2 separate regions of the Homo sapiens genome follow, and region 1 is linked to region 2. Evidence: read pairs that join two places in POLR2A ChIA-PET (ENCODE). Cell type or tissue: MCF 10A. All regions are shown on one strand. Links, peaks and the distances in the headings refer to the core of each region. The heading gives the core; the rest is flanking DNA. Region 1 overlaps WDR35 (WD repeat domain 35). Region 2 has its middle 19 kb from the start of PUM2.

Region 1 (8,634 bases), core at 251-8,250, 460 kb after region 2:
TAATCTCAGCTCACTGCACGCTCCACGAGGTCAACTTTTTTAGATCTCACATATGAGTGAGAACATGTGATATTTGTCAGAAACATCTATTTTAGAAATCACTTATGTATCTGTGTTTCTAAAGATTTGTAGTTTTCTTCTTGCTGGCTCTAAAGGTTTATTTTTCAGTTTATTCCTAGTTTTGTTGTCATTAATGAGGTTGTAAATTTTTTTTCTAATTGGTTATTAGTTATATATAAAAATTATTTTTATGTTTATTTTATAACTGACCTTCATTTAGTTTTAACTAATATGTGACATAAATTATACACTGTTTAAAATAGCTGTATCATATTCAATTTATACACCATTTCTAGACTTAAAAGAACAATTAGATCTTTAACTTGAGATGCTTCACCTACTAGGTGAAGATCTCTATATGCCTCATTTTTTTTTTTTTTGTCAGTGGTAAGACGATCTGAAACAATGTATGACCTGTAAATTATTACCCTTGAACCTATCATGCTTTGGATATGAAATTAGAGGATATTGTTTATTGTAACTGAGTGATTACATTTTATATACATTTTTTCTACTACACTTTGTTGTAAATACTTGACCCCAGAACCAGTTTATAGGATTCTGATTGTAAAACACATGAATATATTGTTTAAACTGGTTTTATGAAGTTTTTGATATACTATAACAAAGTATTTTTAAGATTCCAAGGTCTAGAGAAGAAAAAGATACAAATTGGTTATAAATCTAATATTAAATCTTAATATTAAATCTAATATTAAGTCTGCTTTTTTTATTATACTTTAAGTTCTGGGGTACATGTACAGAACGTGCAGGCTTGTTACATAGGTATACATGTGCCATGGTGGTTTGCTGCACCCATCAACCGTCATCTACATTAGGTATTTCTCCTAATGCTATCCCTCCCCTAGCCCCCCACCCCCAACAGGCCCAAGAATACAGTGCATTTTAAAGAAAGATTTTTTCATCTCCAGTATAATTGCAAATAAGATGTTGTAACTTGAATTGTCTCAACTGACAACTTGGAGACTCATTTTCACTTTTTCACAAAATCCTATTGTTTCAGTGAGACAAATGACAAAAGCAGTAATACAAAAGCAATAATCTGTCCAAAGAAACACAGAGAAAAGAACATATTATTTTATACTGTTTTGCTTATATTGTTTTGCTTTTTTTTTAACAAAAGGAAACATGGTATTATCTTGCAGTTTATGACTAACATAGTATAATACTCATTTGCTTTTTATGAAGTGCCACAGAAATTTCTAACATAAATTGAAGAAAATGTGGATGTTTTGACACCAAAATTTTGTGTGTGTGTGTGTATTTCTGAGCTGGCACAGCCATGTGCAGCATTTGGTGGTGGTTCTTTTCATAGGATGAGCTGTTAGCCAGCTTCACAGAACCTTGGATATCATGTAGCCTAGTTCCTCCTCTTGGTGCTCCCATCTCTCAACACTGTTTGCTTTCAGTTCGTTCATGCAAGTTCAATGAAATCACCTTAACTTAGATTCTTCTTTTGCATGTTCATGATATCATAATAATTATTTTAAAAAACCCCAATTGCCCTGTTTTTCTTAGCTCTTCACCTGAAAGACTATGAAGACATCATCCCTCCTGTGGAGATCTACTCTCTGCTAGCACTCTGCGCATGCGCCAGCAGAGCCTTTGGGACTTGTTCAAAAGCTTTCATTAAACTTAAATCTTTAGAGACCCTCAGTTCAGAACAGAAACAGCAGTATGAAGACCTTGCTTTAGAAATCTTCACCAAACATACTTCAAAAGATAACAGAAAACCTGAATTGGACAGCCTTATGGAAGGGTAGGCTAATTTTAATTAGTGGATGCCATTCTATCTTATTAGAAGCTTGGATTTCTAGATGTACAATGTTTAATGTAGGAATTAAAGCACTGAATTTTGAAGCAATTCACATTAACATTATACCCTATTTTATTTATTTTTACAAGTGTATTCATGCTTTATTTTGTCATTGTAAGAAAGGTTTTTTCTTGAAATAACTTTTTTAAATGAAAGTATTTGATGTTCATCTCAGAAGTTTTATTCTTTAGGTTTTTTTTAAGTGTATTAAATAAAGTTAGACTAATGAGAAGTTTTAAAGTATAATGAATTGTTTCTCCCCGTTTTACAGTGGAGAAGGGAAACTGCCAACATGCGTTGCCACAGGAAGCCCAATCACTGAGTATCAATTCTGGATGTGCAGTGTATGCAAACACGGTGTCCTTGCTCAGGAAATAAGCCACTACAGCTTCTGCCCCTTATGCCATAGTCCAGTGGGATAAAGGAATGATAAACTGTATATAACTGTAAAATATATGTAGCATATATACATGGCTATATGCTGTATATGTAATAAGGTTTATTTCTGTGAGTTTTGTATGAAAATCAGCCTCATTATTTATAGTTGAATTTTTGCACAAAATATATGTTAATAAAATAATTTTTATGGCAATACAACTGTGAAATAATAAGGCCGATTTTCATATAAATGTATGAAAATCAACCATGTTTTCTCTCACCCTCTCTCTTTTGTTTATCTTGTTTTTGGTTACATGATACCATGGAAATATTCCAAATAAATTTTTTTCTCACAGTGTCAAGGTAACTGAATTCATTAAAAAATCTTGAAGGGAGTAGGGAGTGGGGGAAGCATGGGAGTGGGGCAAAGTTGAATTTAGAGAATTTTTATAACCCATGTTACAAGGAAGTTAAACAATTGTAATAATGAAATGAGCTTTCTCTATAGCCATATTTAATTAAATAAGTGTCGAATGTCTTCTTTATTGTATTTTCAGAAGTGAGGCGATGGCATTTTAAGACATTTTTTACAATCTGAATTGTTTCTAATAGCCCTATTCTTCTATTTTAAAACCTGTCCTTTTAGTCTCATTTAAGAGATGGCATTTGGAATTTACACTTTCATATGATTGTGCAGAAAACTTGCCTCTATTTATAATGAAGATAACTTAAACAGAAATATCCATTTTGTAGTTATAGCTTCTGTTGAAACATTGTCACTAAGTTGGACCGTTTATTTACACAAGTATTGTTGAGGGAGTGATTTTTTCTTGATATGCGTCTGTTTTCATTTATTATTAATTTGAAAGATAAACAGTTGTGATCCATAATGGATCATTTCTTATGTCTTTTACATAGCTAATAATGTTCTCTGTTTATTTCTCATGAATTCCCATTTTGTGGCTAAAGACCAGACCTTTGCACTATTTCATCAAGATTATTTTATTGAGGTTTGGCTTACATATAGTAGAGGCAATACATAGAGATACGCAACTTTGTTTTTGCAGCTACAATACACTTTCTCAATCTCATATGTTTTTGTCTTGTAGAGACAGAGACAAGTTCAGCATGTTGCAGATTGGGAATAGTGAGCTATGAGAAGAGATTTAGAGCCTAGATGAGCTTAGGATAGAGAGTGGGCTCATTGGCCTAAATAAAAAGAGAAGACCAGAAGTCTTTGAGGTCTCTGTCTCTATTCATGCGCCTCGTGGAAAATTACCTTGGTACAATGGTAGCCTCTAAATAGACTGCCTCGCAAGCTATTCCAGAGGTCATGGAACAGAAAGCCTTATAAACCAAATAAAAATTCTCAAAATACATTGGTTTATTGAACCAATTTGCAATACACAGTGAGGAACAAGGAGAAAGCAATGATAGATTAACACTGTTAGTGTAACGTGCCAGTGGAGTGGAAAGACCGCAACACCTGAATCCTGGGTTTTGTAATGTTTTTATGTCCTGACTCACATTCTGTCACATACGCTTTCCCCTAATAGTCGGGTTACAAAAAGGACCAGAGTGGCCGCTTGAGCCAGATGACTCAATCAGATGAAATGTGCCTGAGGCCAACGATGTACACTTGCTCTATAGAAGGGTGTCAGGGGCAAGTACACTTCACCACAGCAATAGCTTGCCTATTAGTCTGCTGAGCAGTCATGAATTTTATTGTATTTCTTGGGTAAGGACAGGCCAGAATGAGTGTCACCAGTGGGTAATTGAATCAACTTCTCACACATACTGAAGGCTTTATATGTCTCATGCATACTTAGTGTATCATGAATATTTGGTATCTTTGTGGCTTTTCATATTTTTAGTGCTTCATGAATATTTGGTATCTCTTGCTCCTTTCTATCTGTGGTCACACATACACGCTCTATTAACTTTGCCTAATAAGTCTCCTAGGTTACTAACTTACTTACCTAAATGTAACACAATGAATTCCAGCTTTCTCATTTGTTCTATACCAGAATGGGAAATTTCCCCAAATCAGAAAATCACATCCTAACAAAGAAGTCTGTCTAAGACAGTACATCTCCTGTTGAACTTGCATCTTTCCACAGGACTTTCTGTTTTTAGGGATGAGACTATTCTCTGCTTCATCAAGGAAAGAGAAATGTTCAGGGTTGTAGGGATGGCACACTTATTAGTTCTGCCTGTCTGAAAGGTTCCTGCAGGACAGTTTGGTCAGAGCTGCAATTCTTAGTCCATGGTCTAATGCTTGAGTATCTCTTCTTTCCCTTTCCTGTCTCAGGAATCAGCTGAGAATTCATTCGATTGTCATGCCTCTAGCCCCTTACTGTGATTTGTTGGTTGCACTTTCATTTGCTTTAGTTCTAGAATCACCTGTTGACTCCTCAGACTTCACCTAACTTTGGAAACTCTCTTTTGGAGGCTTCTCATTTCCCCCTAATTCTGTGCTGCCTGAGCCCTAGAATTTTCCCACCAACGAATTATTCCAGGTAGATCCTAAGTTGCTGGATCTAGTTGATATTTAAACAATATCTAGTTGATATTTCTCATTCAGTTGGATCCAGAAACCAGTATCTCTAAAAACAACCTCTCATACCTTGTGGACCTAATTTTGTGTGCGTGTGTGTGTGCGCGCATATGTATATAGACAGGCACATCTTTTTTACTTTTGTAAAAGCTTATGCCTCTTTGGTATCTATATCTGTGAAAGTTTTAATGATCTGCCATAATGTCTTGGGGACCTTTGTCTTCTGTGTAAATGGTACTAGAGAAAACACCTATATTATGAGTCAATCTAGTTGGTTTTATTCGACATGAAGGAAATTTCCAGATAACAACACTAACAAACTCTCCCTTGACTAGGGGGACAAAGAAAAGCAAAACTGACCATAAAAAACAATTACCTGGTGAGAAGTTGCATAAACAGAATTAGGTAGTATATTGAAGACAGCATCATTAAACAGTTATGTTGTTCTCCTTGCAAAAAACATGTACTGACTTCCCGTTGAGTAATGCCAAGTTGTTTTTTTTATTATAAAACTTGCCCTTCATTACATGTTTCAAAGTGGTGTGGTGGGCCAAAATATTGAAATGATGGAACTGACTGATAAAGCTGTACAAATAAGCAGTGTGCCTAACAAGCAACACAGTAATGTTGACATGCTTAATTCACAAATGCTAATTTCATTATAAATTGTTTTGCTAAAATACACTTTGAAACTATTTTTCTGTATTCCAAGAGCTGAGATCTTAGATTTTATGTAGTATTAAGTGAAAAAATACGAAAATAATAAACATTGAAGAAAAAAATAACTTGTGTTTATTCCACGTTTTCTTTATCTATAACTTACGGAGAACACGGTGTTTGCTGTGTCTTCATTTAAGTATTCTGATGGGGGTTGGTTAGGAGGGTATTGGGCTCCAGAGTGGAGAAGGGGAAAAGGGAGCAGGAGGTACAATAGATATACAATACCACTTTTGCTACCAAACAAGGGGGGAAAAACCCCAACAACCTTCCAGAGGCACTAGGCAAATGTCAGATATTGGAGGTTGCTGTGAGCTACTCCTTAATGGTCATGCTGAGTTCTCATTTAGGAACGAAGGAAATTATGTCCTACTAGACCTATAAGAGAAAATAAAGAATACTACATTTGATAATGTAGCTCCAAGATTTTCTACTCAGTTTCAAAATGAAAATAGGAATATTGTATTGCCTCTACTGTCTATTTTAAAGACCATTTTCTCAATTCATTTTTTTCTCTAAGAAACTAATATTTACTGGTTTTTTTTTTTTTGAATATAAAAAGCAGGCCAGGCGCAGTGGCTCACGCCTATAATCCCAGCACTTTGGGAGGCTGAGGCGGGCGGATCACGACGTCAGGAGATTGAGACCATCCTGGCTAACGTGGTGAAACCCCGTCTCTACTAAAAATACAAAAAATTAGCTGGGCGTGGTGGCGGACGCCTGTAGTCCCAGCTACTTGGGAGGCTGAGGCAGGAGAATGGCATGAACCCGGGAGGCAGAGCTTGCAGTGAGCCAAGATAGTGCCACTGCACTCCAGCCTGGGCGACAGAGCAAGACTCCGTCTCAAAAAATAATAATAATTAAAAAAAAAAGCAAAAATGTTCATGGCAGAAATTTTCAAAAATACATAACGGTATAGATGAGAAAGTAAAATTAGTTGATCTTTATAAATAAAATATTTTAGTTGAATGTAAGAGATGAAAAAAACTGAAGTGACACTGAAGGAATTTGTATAATTGGTTTCTTCGTACCAAAATCAGTATTTGTTCTTAAGAGATTTCTTTAAAATTAAAAGAAAGTAGACATTAAAAGGCTTTGGGAAGCCAAGGCAGGCGGATCACAAGGTCGGGAGTTTGAGACCAGCCTGGCCAATATGGTGAAACCCTGTCTCTACTAAAAATACTAAAATTAGGCAGGCATGGTGGCGGGTTCCTGTAGCCCCAGCTACCTGGGAGGCTGAGGCGGGAGAATCGCTTGAACCTGGGAGGCGGAGGTTGCAGTGAGCCAAGATTGTGCCACTACACTCCAGCCTGGGTGACAAAGCAAGACTCTGTCTAAACAAAAAAACAAAACAAAATTATTTAGCTAATTTATTGTTTGGCAGTTTAAATTTCTAGGTAGTAAAATTGAGAGAGATTTAGAAAAAATGAGATGCTTCTACACACTACAATGGCTAAAATTGACAAGAGAAATAGTGAGGGTATAGAACAGCTGAAACCCTCATACATTGCTGATGGAAATGCAAAACAGTACACTCACTTGGGAAAAGTTTGGAAGTTTCTTCTAAATTTAAATATACACTTAACATAGAACCCAGAAATCTCACTCTTAGGAATTTACCCAGAAGAAATCAAAACACATTTACAGGAAGACTTGAATGCAAATGTACGTAAGTTTTATTTATAGTAGACAGAAACTGGAAAGAAACCAAATATCCATTAATATGTGAATGTATAAACAAATTGTGGACTATCCACACAATGAAATACTACTCAGCAATAAAAAGGAATGAACTGACACAAGTAACAACATAGATGAATCTTAAAAGCATTGTGCTACGTGCAAGAAGCCAGATATAGAAGACAGCATACTGTATGATGTTATTTATATGAAATTCCAGAAAAGACAAAATCATAGAAAGTAGTGCCTGAGATCAGGGAGAAGGGTAGGTGATTGACTTCAAAGGTATACAAAGGAGCATTGTGGGATGATAGAAATGTTCCATATCTTGGTTTTGGTGATGATTACATGACTCCACATTTGTTAAAACTCATCAAATTGCCCATTTAACATTGGTAGTTTTATTTTTTTAATAAGAGATTTCTATTTTAGTTGAATTTAACAGAAGAAAAAGAAACTGAGGTGAGACTGAATAAATTGCTGTATTATGTCTTTATGCTGAGAGATATCAGCTCCTAAGAGATTTCTCTAAAGTTAAAAGAAATTAATGTCAATGATACCTCCAGCTGATTGAAGTCCACCCTTTCCACACTGATGTGCAATTATATGGGAAAAAAATCAAGTCCATATATGTAGGTAACAATTTCTGATTTCTTTTTCTGTTCCATTGATCTGTTTGTCTTTCTTTGGCCCAAAGCAGAATGTCTCAGTTATTATAGTTTTTAAAATAGGTCCTGCTATCTGGTACAAGTCCTCCTTTGTTTTTCTTCTTCAAAAATGTTTTGTCACTCTCAGTCCTTTGCACTTCTTTTCTACATATACAACTATATAACCATGTTTAATGACTGCTTTTTTTAAAAAAAATACTTCTCAATTGTCATGTCTTTCATTTCTTTTTATCATCTTATTGCACTGGCTAGGATACCCAATACAATGCTGAATAATTAAAGTGATGATACTGGGCATTCTTGTCTTATTCTTAATCTCAAAGGAAATTTTTCAATATTTTAAGAAATCATTGCTTATTATATTTTCTGTAGACATTTTGTCGGTAGGTTTTAATAAGTATGTCTTCTTGTCCTAGTTTGCTAAGGAGTTGAATTTTATTAACTGCATTTTCTACATCTGTTGAGATTTTTCTTCAATTTGTTGATGTGGTGAGTTAAGTACTACAAGCAAGAATACTTGATAATGCTAAAAACTGCTATTCACAGTGACAATGTAACATGTAAGAGTATCTGTAGACATAGATATAACACCTAATATCTATGCTCGTAGCAACCACCTTTATAAAGCAGAAACTGCAGTGGATGCAACAAAATCAATAGAAATACAGTAATAATGACTTCAATGCAATGTTGTTGCAACGATCTTTTTACAGAAAACACACTTGCCACTTGATTTT
Region 2 (8,634 bases), core at 436-8,435:
TGAAAACAATGTGTATACACAAATCCAAACTTTACTTTCTAGAAAACACTTCATTTTGAAGTGATTTTCAGAGTTGTGTGATTCTTCCAATATTTAATCTTTTAATTTAATTTTTCATAATTTAAATAGAGATGGGGTCCCACTATGTTCCCCAGGCTGATCTCTAACTCCTGGGCTCAAGTGATCCTCCTGCCTTGGCCTCCCAAAGTAACTGGTATTATAGGGGCGAGCCACCACACACAGCCCCATTATTTAATTCTTAATATTATTCCTATATATTTTACATTTATTTCTGAGTATCGGGGTTGCACATTAAAATTGGGGATTTGGAGGCAGGCGGATGACAAAGTCAGAAGATGGAGACCATCCTGACCAACACGGTGAAACCCCGTCTCTACTAAAAATACAAAAATTAGCTGGGTGTGGTGGTGTGTGCCTGTAATCCCAGCTACTTGAGAGGCTGAGGCAGGAGAATCACTTGAACCAGGGAGTCGGAGTTTGCAGTAAGCCGAGATCGTGCCACTGCACTCCAGCCTGGGCGACAGAGTGAGACTCCATCTCAAAAACAAAACAGAAAAAACAAAAACAAAAAACAAAACAAAACAAAACAAAAAAAATTAGAGATTTGGGTGATCTGCCTAAGAAACACAGTTATATTATTTGATTCTTCACTTTAAAAAAGGCATCCAAGTATAAGTCCTTTAAATCAGTCAGACTAATATTTGGTGTGATTCCATTTGTTTGTTTGTGAGACAGGGTCTTGCTCAGTCACTCAGGCTGAAGTGCAGTGGCAGGATCACAGGTCAGTGATTCTCCCACTCAGCTTCTCAAGTAGCTGGGAGGTGTGTGCCACCACTCCTGGATAATTTTTGTTTTGTTTTGTTTTGTTTTGTTTTGTTTTTGTAGAGATGGAGTCTCCCTATGCAACCCAAGCTGGTTTCTAACTTCTGGGCTCAAGTGATCCTCCCACTTCAGCCTCCCCAGTTGCTGGGATTATAGGTATACGCCACTGCCTGGCCCATCTCATTTGTTTTATGCACATGCACACTTGGAAATTTTCTGGAAGGATACAGAAGAAAGTGTTAACGGTTGTTCCTTTGAAAAAAATGAGATTGAGAAGTAAGTGCATCTTTCTGTGGCTGCTGGCATTTCTCCTAGCAAGCATAGTAAAGGAGGCATGTGCCTTTTCTGTGGCTACAGAACAGAAATTTCAGTGACTGCCCCTAGTTTTGTGAATGCAAAGAGATAGAGTATTGGGTATGACATTTTTTCGTAGGAATTGCAGTTGAGGTGGTATATCCTCAAGCCAGCAGCTGGGATAATGACTTTCTTGGCAGGCCAGTTCTGTGGAGTTGTTACAGGGGAGCCATTCCTGGAAGCTCAGCCTTAAGTCTGTTCACCTAGCCCTTGCAACAATTTTGTAATCACCTAACTTTCTGTATGAAGTCTATTTCTACTTAATTTTTTTTTTTTTTTTTGAGACGAAGTTTCACTCTGTCGCCCAGGCTGAAGTGCAGTGGCACAGTCTTGGCTCACTGCAACCTCTGCCTCCTGGGTTCAGGTGATTCTCCTCCCTCAGCCTTCCGAGTAGCTGGGACTACAGGCATGCACCACCATACCCAGCTAATTTTTGTATTTTTAGTAGAGACAGGGTTTCACTATGTTGGCCAGGCTGGTCTCGAACTCCTGACCTCAAGCCATCCTCCCATCTCGGCCTCCCAAAGTGCTGGGATTACAGGCGTGAGCCACCACACCAGCCTATTTCTACTTAACTTGTCTGGAGTTGTCTCCATTGTATGTAACCATACCTTGAACTTACACAAGGAATGGGGGAAAGAGGGGAGACTTATGAATCTCAGAGGAAATCTTCATAGGATGTTGCTAACAGCCTCCTTTGTTTAATTTTCCCCCCATGGATGAGTACTATGCCCGAACCAGATCCTGGTCTCTGTATAGCAATGTTCATCTTTCCTTGTACTGGTTCCTTCTCCACCTCTTTAGCAAGATATCTATGTTTGTGTGTTAGTCAGGACTGTTTGGTTGCAAGTAACAGAAACTGTTAACTCAATCTATTTTAAGACAGATAGATAGATAAACAGTAATATGGTTTGGATGTTTGTCCCCTCCAAATCTCATGTTGAAATGTGACCTCCAATCTTGGAGGTGGGGTATAGTGGAAGGCCCATTGGATCATGGGGGTGAATCTTTCACCAACGGTTTGCTGCCTTCCCCATGGTAATGAGTGAGTTCTTATTATGAGTGAGTCTGTTAGCTCACTTGAGAGCTGGTTGTTTAAAGGAGTCTGGCTCCTCGTCCTCACTCTCTCTTGCTCCCTTTCGCCATATGACATGCCTGTTTCCTCTCCACCTTCTGCCATGACTGTAAGCTTCTTGGGGCCCTTGCCAGAAGCAGATGCCAGCACCACACTTCCTGTACAGCCTGAAGAACATGAGCCAATTAAACCTCTTTTCTTTATAAATTCCTCAGATTCAAGCATTTCTTTATAGAGATGCAAAAACTGGCCTGACACAGACAGCCAGATAGATATTGTATTGGATCACAACCAAACAGCAAGGAGGTTGGGGTAAACCCTTCTTTTCCTTCCTCTCTCCCTCTCTCTTTCTCTCCCAGTCCGCAACTAGCTTTCTCTTTTGGTCTCTCTTTTATGCAAATTTGTGTATGTTAGCGTTCCTCTCTTAGGCTGGCTCTCTCCCACAAAAGTATAATGATGACTACTGGGAGCTCTTGGCTCAGATCATTACAGTTTGTAAGACAGAGAAGAGGGGCTTTCCTCTCCCAACTTCAGTTTGAAAAAAATCCTGTGGAATTATTCCACTTGAATTAACTTGGTTTATGTGCTTGTCTTTTGGATAAATCCTTATGTCATGAGGGTGGCTTAGCTTGATTCAAGCAGGGTCTGTTACTGAAAAAGGCTAAATGATGCTTAAAAAAGTAAATGACCACTACAATGTGTCCCTCGACTGCTCAATGTATACATGACTCTATTTTTATATACAGTGAGTCCTCACTTAAAGTTGTTAATAAGTTCTTGGAAACTGTGACTTTAAGCAAAAAGTATGATTATAGCAATGCAGGAATGGCTAATTTTTTTAAAAAAGTATAATGAAACCAATCTTCTTTTCTCATCAATATTATAACAAAAAGGCATTGAAGGAAACTACATTATTCTGGGACTCACTGTACAACAATTCACTTAAAGTCCCAGTTTCCAAGAGCCCATCGAAGATGTTAAATTAGAACTTCTTGCAATTTTTTTTTTTTTTTTTGAGACAGAGTCTTGCTCTGTCACCCAGGCTGGAGTGCAGTGGTGTGATCTCGGCTCTGCAACCTCCTCCTCCCAGGTTTAAACAATTCTCGTGCCTCAGCCTCCTGAGTAGCTGGGCTTACAGGTGCACACCACCACACCCAGCTACTTTTTGTATTTTTAGTGGAGATGGGGTTTCACCATGTTGGCTAGGCTGGTCTCAAACTCCTGACCTCAAGTGATCCCCCACCTCAGCCTCCCAAAGTGCTAGGATTACAGGCGTGAGATGTTTAAACTGGTTTTCTGGAAAAAAAAAAAAAAAAGAAAAGAAAAGAAAAAAAAAGTCCTGGTTTATAGCATTTGCCAATTTCTGTTATATAATTACTCCCAGCATGGCTAATTTCAAGCTACCAGCAGCTTAACAACTGGCTTGCAAAATTCCTGGAAATTTAACATTTGGCTCTCAAGCTCTCGTTCCACTGTCCCATCCCATACTAGCCCAGGGTTTGGTCTTACGTCAATTCATGTGGCAATAGCACATTTGAAACAAGCAGAGACTTGAAAAGCACTTGCACATAGGAGCTTACCCTCTCGCTGCACCTGGAACTCTGTTATCAACCATGAGAATGAGCCGGATGACTGAGCTGAACAGTGAGAGACACATGACCCAGTTGTTAGGGAAGCAGGAGCCTGGGAGAGCCACAGTAACCATCATTTTAAGTTCAAACTCCATCTTGAAACTTGAAAGGCACATTCCTTGCCAGCCACAACTCGTCATCCTAAGATGTTTATAGTTGAGGAAAACCTACAAGGACATACTCCTACAATAGCAGAAAGTTCAGAAGTCCCAATTCCCATAACAATATATGCTTTCAAGATAATAATAGTTTTGTTTTGATGTACTCACATACTAAAATGTCAAGAATAGTTTTCTTTAAATGAATAGAATAATAAATGTCACGCTCTCTGCTCACCAGCACATAGGCATAGCTGAGTTTAGTTTTTGCATAGACAGGACCCCTATATAAGAAAAACTTGTCCCTGTCTCAAAAAAAAAGTCCAAACAGTTAGAAGGTGTAATCTGATAACCCACAATCATTGTATCAGTAATCTATTGCCACAATAATGCTGTATAACAAGTCATCTCAAACTCAGTACCTTGAAACAACAATCACACTTGCACGCCCAGAGGTAGTTGGAGTTCAGCAGCTCTGCCCTTGCCTTGACCGCTTTACATTGCAGGTTTTCAGTTAACTGGGGCAGCTCTGCTCCACGGTCTCTCATTCTGAGACCAACAAGCTAACCCCCCCGATATGTTCCTCACAGAGCAAAAGCACGAGAGGACACACAGGAACTCACAACTTGTCCTGAGACGAGGTCACTGTATTAACTATGTTTTCCTATTTTCTGTATCTTGATGCTCTGGCATTTGGAAGCTTTCCAGACGCATGGAAAGTGCCCTTCTCCGGGTTGGCTAATTCTTAAAGATGGGAAATAACTGACTCAGACACCTCCTCTCACATGCAAGCCAACCACCCGCCTTTATCGAACTCTCCTATACCAGCCCCAAAGATAAAGGGAAAAACTATTTCTGGGAGGAAAAAGATCAGACAGTATGAATATTCATACCAGAAAAGCACATCAGGGTCATTACACCCAAGACCGGTCGAACAAATCCTTTTCACCCATTAATCAAGATTTTGTTAAGAAAAAAACAACAGTGATTTTTTACTGTCCACTCAACTGGATTCCAGAGAGAAAGAGACTGGGATTTTGTCTCATAAGAATTTTTTACCCTTCTGCTGACTTGTCAGGTCCTGGTTTCCCTTGACTGCAGCTTCCAGAAGAGCAGAGTTTTGGTATCCTGTTCACAGCACCAAAACTATAGAGGCCAAGGAAAAACTTCTTCACTCTCTGAACATTTGTTGAAAAATCAACTGACAAAAGGCAGATTAATAGGAGAAAAGGCATACAAGTATACTAACGTGTGCAGGAGAGAACCACAAAGTGATTACTTCACCCCTTAATAGGGTAGAGAAACTTTTTTTTTTTTTGAGGCAGGATCTGGTTCTGTCATCTAGGTTAGAATGCAGTGATGCGATCTCAGCTCACTGCAAACTCTGCCTCCTGGGCTTAAGCCATCCTCCTACTTCAGTCTCCCAAGTAACTGAGACTACAGGTACACTCCACCACCCAGCTAATTTTTGTATTTTTAACAATTAAAACAATTTAAATGATGGGGTTTCACCGTGTTGCCCAGGCTTGTCTTGATGTCCTGAGCTCAAGAGATCTGCCCGCCTTGACCTCCCAAAGTGCTGGGAATACAGGCATGAGCCACCACACTCAGCCCAGAAATGTATATACTCTTTTTCATAGTGGAAGGAGGAGATGGAGAATGTAGACAATTCTTTTGAGGGGCAGTAAATGATTATTAGGGAGAATGAATGGATCAGGGAAATAGAAATTAACTTGTAAATGAATCACTTCTGGAATTTGAATAAGCCTGAGAGGCAAGCAATACCTTGCAAAAAAGTCCATCCAGGTGCGGTAGTGTTCTTTATTCATCTTTTCTGAAACAGATAATGAGGTAACAGGAGGGGATAGAAGGCAATTGTATTTCATTTGGTAAGATTTTACTTAATTTACTTAATTAAGAAATTAAGTAAATTAAATAAATAATAGTCAGATAAGAAAATTCTTATCTCCCCTTGGGAGCTGCCACATGGTATTGGGCCTGTGGGTGTGCAGAAGACAAGAATTGAGGTTTGGGAACCTCTGCCTAGATTTCAGAGGATGCATGGAAACACCTGGATGTCCAGGCAGAAGTTTGCTGCAGGGGTAGAGCCCTCATAGAGAACCTCTGGTAGGGCAGTACAGAAGGGAAATGCAGGGTTAGAGCCCTCACGCAGAGTCCCCACTGGGGCACTGCCTAATGGAGTTATGAGAAGAGGGCCACCGACCTCCAGACCCCAGAATGGTAGATTCACTGACAGCTTGCACTATACACCTGGAAAAGCTGCAGGCACTCAATGCGAGCACATGAAAGGAGCTAGAAGGGACCGTGTACCCTGCAAAGCCACAGAGGCAGAGCTATCCAAGGCTGTGGGAGCTCACCCCTTGCATCAGCATGACCTGGATGTGAGACATGGACTCAAAGGAGATCATTTTGGAACTTTAAGGTTTAACGACTGCCCTATTGGATTTTGGACTTTCATGGGGCCTGTAGCCCCTTTGTTTTGGCCAATTTCTCCCTTTTGAAATGGGGGTATTAACCCAATGCCTATACCTCCATTGTATCTAGGAAGTAATTAACTTACTTTTGATTTTACAGGCTCACAGGTGGAAGGGACTTGCCTTGCCTCAGATAAGACTTTGGACTTAGACTTTTGGGTTAATGCTGGAATGAGCTAAGACTTTGGGGGACTGTTGGAAAGTCATAAGTGTGTTTTGAAATCTGAGGACATGAGATTTAGGAGGGACCAGAGGTGGAATTATATGGTTTGGATGTAACCCCACCTAAATCCCATCTTGAATTGTAGTTCCTGTAGCCCCGACATGTCATAGGAGGGACCAAGTGGGAGGTGATTGTATAATGGGGCGATTCCCCCATGCTGTTCTCATGATAGTGAATGAGCTCTCATGAGATCTGATGGTTTTATAAGGGGCTTTTCCCCCTATGCATAGCACTCCTTTTTCCTGCTGCCCTGTGAAGAAGGTACCTTTCTCCCCTTCACCTTCTGCTATGATTGTAAGTTTCCTGAGGCCTTCCCAGCCATCAGAACTGGGAGTTAATTAAACCTCTTATCTTTATAAATCACCCAGTCTCAGGTATTCTTCATAGCAGTATGGGAACAGACTAATACAGGGCCCTTGTGGTCCATATCCCCACAACCTTCAGCTTCTAGTACAGTCCCTTTAGGGCCTCAAATGGTATTTGACACATAGCACATATTCAATCTATGTTTGTCAAATGACTGGAGGACTCTGAAAGTGAGGCCTGCTTACTTGTAGCTGCTGGTTTCATGACTAAACATTTTTACTAAACTGGCCAGAAGCTTGACATCACTCCTGTCAGACTGGTTTGGGTGACTTCATTTCACAGAGCCCACATTCCTCAAAACAGCATCCTCACAGCGTCATCCCTCAAAACAATACCAGCACCTCAAAATAGCATTTCACAGGGTCATCCACTCAAAACACCTCAGCATCATCTCTCAAAACAACATCACACAGCGTCCTCTTTCCCACAGCTCAACCCTGCTTTCCTGGGGCAGCCACCAGATGTAGTAAGGACCCAAACAATGGGAGATAGCACTGCATGGGAGCAGGGACTTCCTCCACTGCATCTTCTCAGAGGGTCTGGAGGAAGCGCCTATCAAAGCTCCTTTCCCAGAGGTGCTTAGGCAAGAGTGAGCAGACACCTTCCTGTGATAAGTCCGCTCATTCATTCCACACCTATTTCTTTTTGTTGTTTTTTTTTCATTAAAAAATTAGAGACAGGGTCCTCTGTGTTACCTCAGCTGGTCTTGAACTCCCGGGATCAAGACATCCTCCTGCCTCAGCCTCCCAAAGTGCTGGGATTACAGGCATGAGCCACCCTGCCCAGCCCCACACCTGTTTCTTAAGGGCTTACCCCATATCAGGCACTGTTCTAGAAGCTGAGGTAAGCCATGAACAGAACAAACTCCCTGGTCTCAGGGAGCTTACACTCTAGTGCAGGAAGACAGACAATAAACAAATAATATTTCAGGCAGTGATAAGTGCTCTGAAGAAAAGCCAATCAGAGTAAGGAGGCACAGAATGGCTAGGAAGAATATGAATGTGTGTTATCCAAGAAAGAGTTTTTAGAGGAGGGGTTCCTGATACAATGAATTTGAGCAGAAACCTGAAGGAAGTGAGGAAGTGATGTCTGTGTGTATCTGGGAGAAAATGGTCCAGGCAGAGGAATTAAAAACACAAAGACCCTGAAGTAAGTGTGTCTGGTGTGTTTGAGGAACAGCAAAGCATCCAGTGTGGCTCAAGTGAGGGTGAGAGGGGTAGGCGATTTGAGAGGCAGCATGGAGCCAGGTCATGAAGATATGGTAGAGATTTTGGATTTTTCCCAAGTAGCACGAGGATCAATTAAAGGGTTCTTAGCAGAGAAGTGACATGATCCAATTTGAGTTATAAAAGGAACACACTGGCTGGCTACAAACTAAACTAGATTTGGCCAAGTGTGGGAGCAGGGAGACAGGAGGCTTTGCAGTAACCCAGCTGAGAGATGATGGTAGCGTGGACCACAGTTGTGGTGGAAGTACCTGGAAATTCACAGAATCTGGAGATATATCTCAAAGGCAGATTTTCTGATGACTTATATGTAAGGCTTTAGA

Evidence for each region. ChIA-PET counts read pairs that join two places held together with the same protein. Peaks named below come from ENCODE experiments on the same cell type or tissue, not always from the same donor. Only the 100,000 strongest peaks of a DNase experiment are listed, where the experiment ranks them.
Region 1: POLR2A ChIA-PET joins it to region 2 with 5 read pairs; 2 of 35 experiments call an interaction of 5 or more read pairs at or near these places.

The regions. Positions count from the first base shown.
Region 1 is chr2:19,907,243-19,915,876 of GRCh38, reverse strand. It overlaps WDR35 (WD repeat domain 35), which reads left to right. Exons shown (of 27, transcript NM_020779.4): 26 at 1,600-1,840; 27 at 2,169-5,614. The coding sequence ends at 2,319. Among named protein-coding and RNA genes, the nearest start is that of TTC32, 9.6 kb to the right of the region's middle. In MCF 10A, for the core only: no CTCF peak of the experiment used is centred there; a DNase peak (open chromatin) is centred at 3,876.
Region 2 is chr2:20,365,612-20,374,245 of GRCh38, reverse strand. No RefSeq gene overlaps it. Among named protein-coding and RNA genes, the nearest start is that of PUM2, 19 kb to the right of the region's middle. In MCF 10A, for the core only: no CTCF peak of the experiment used is centred there; a DNase peak (open chromatin) is centred at 3,835.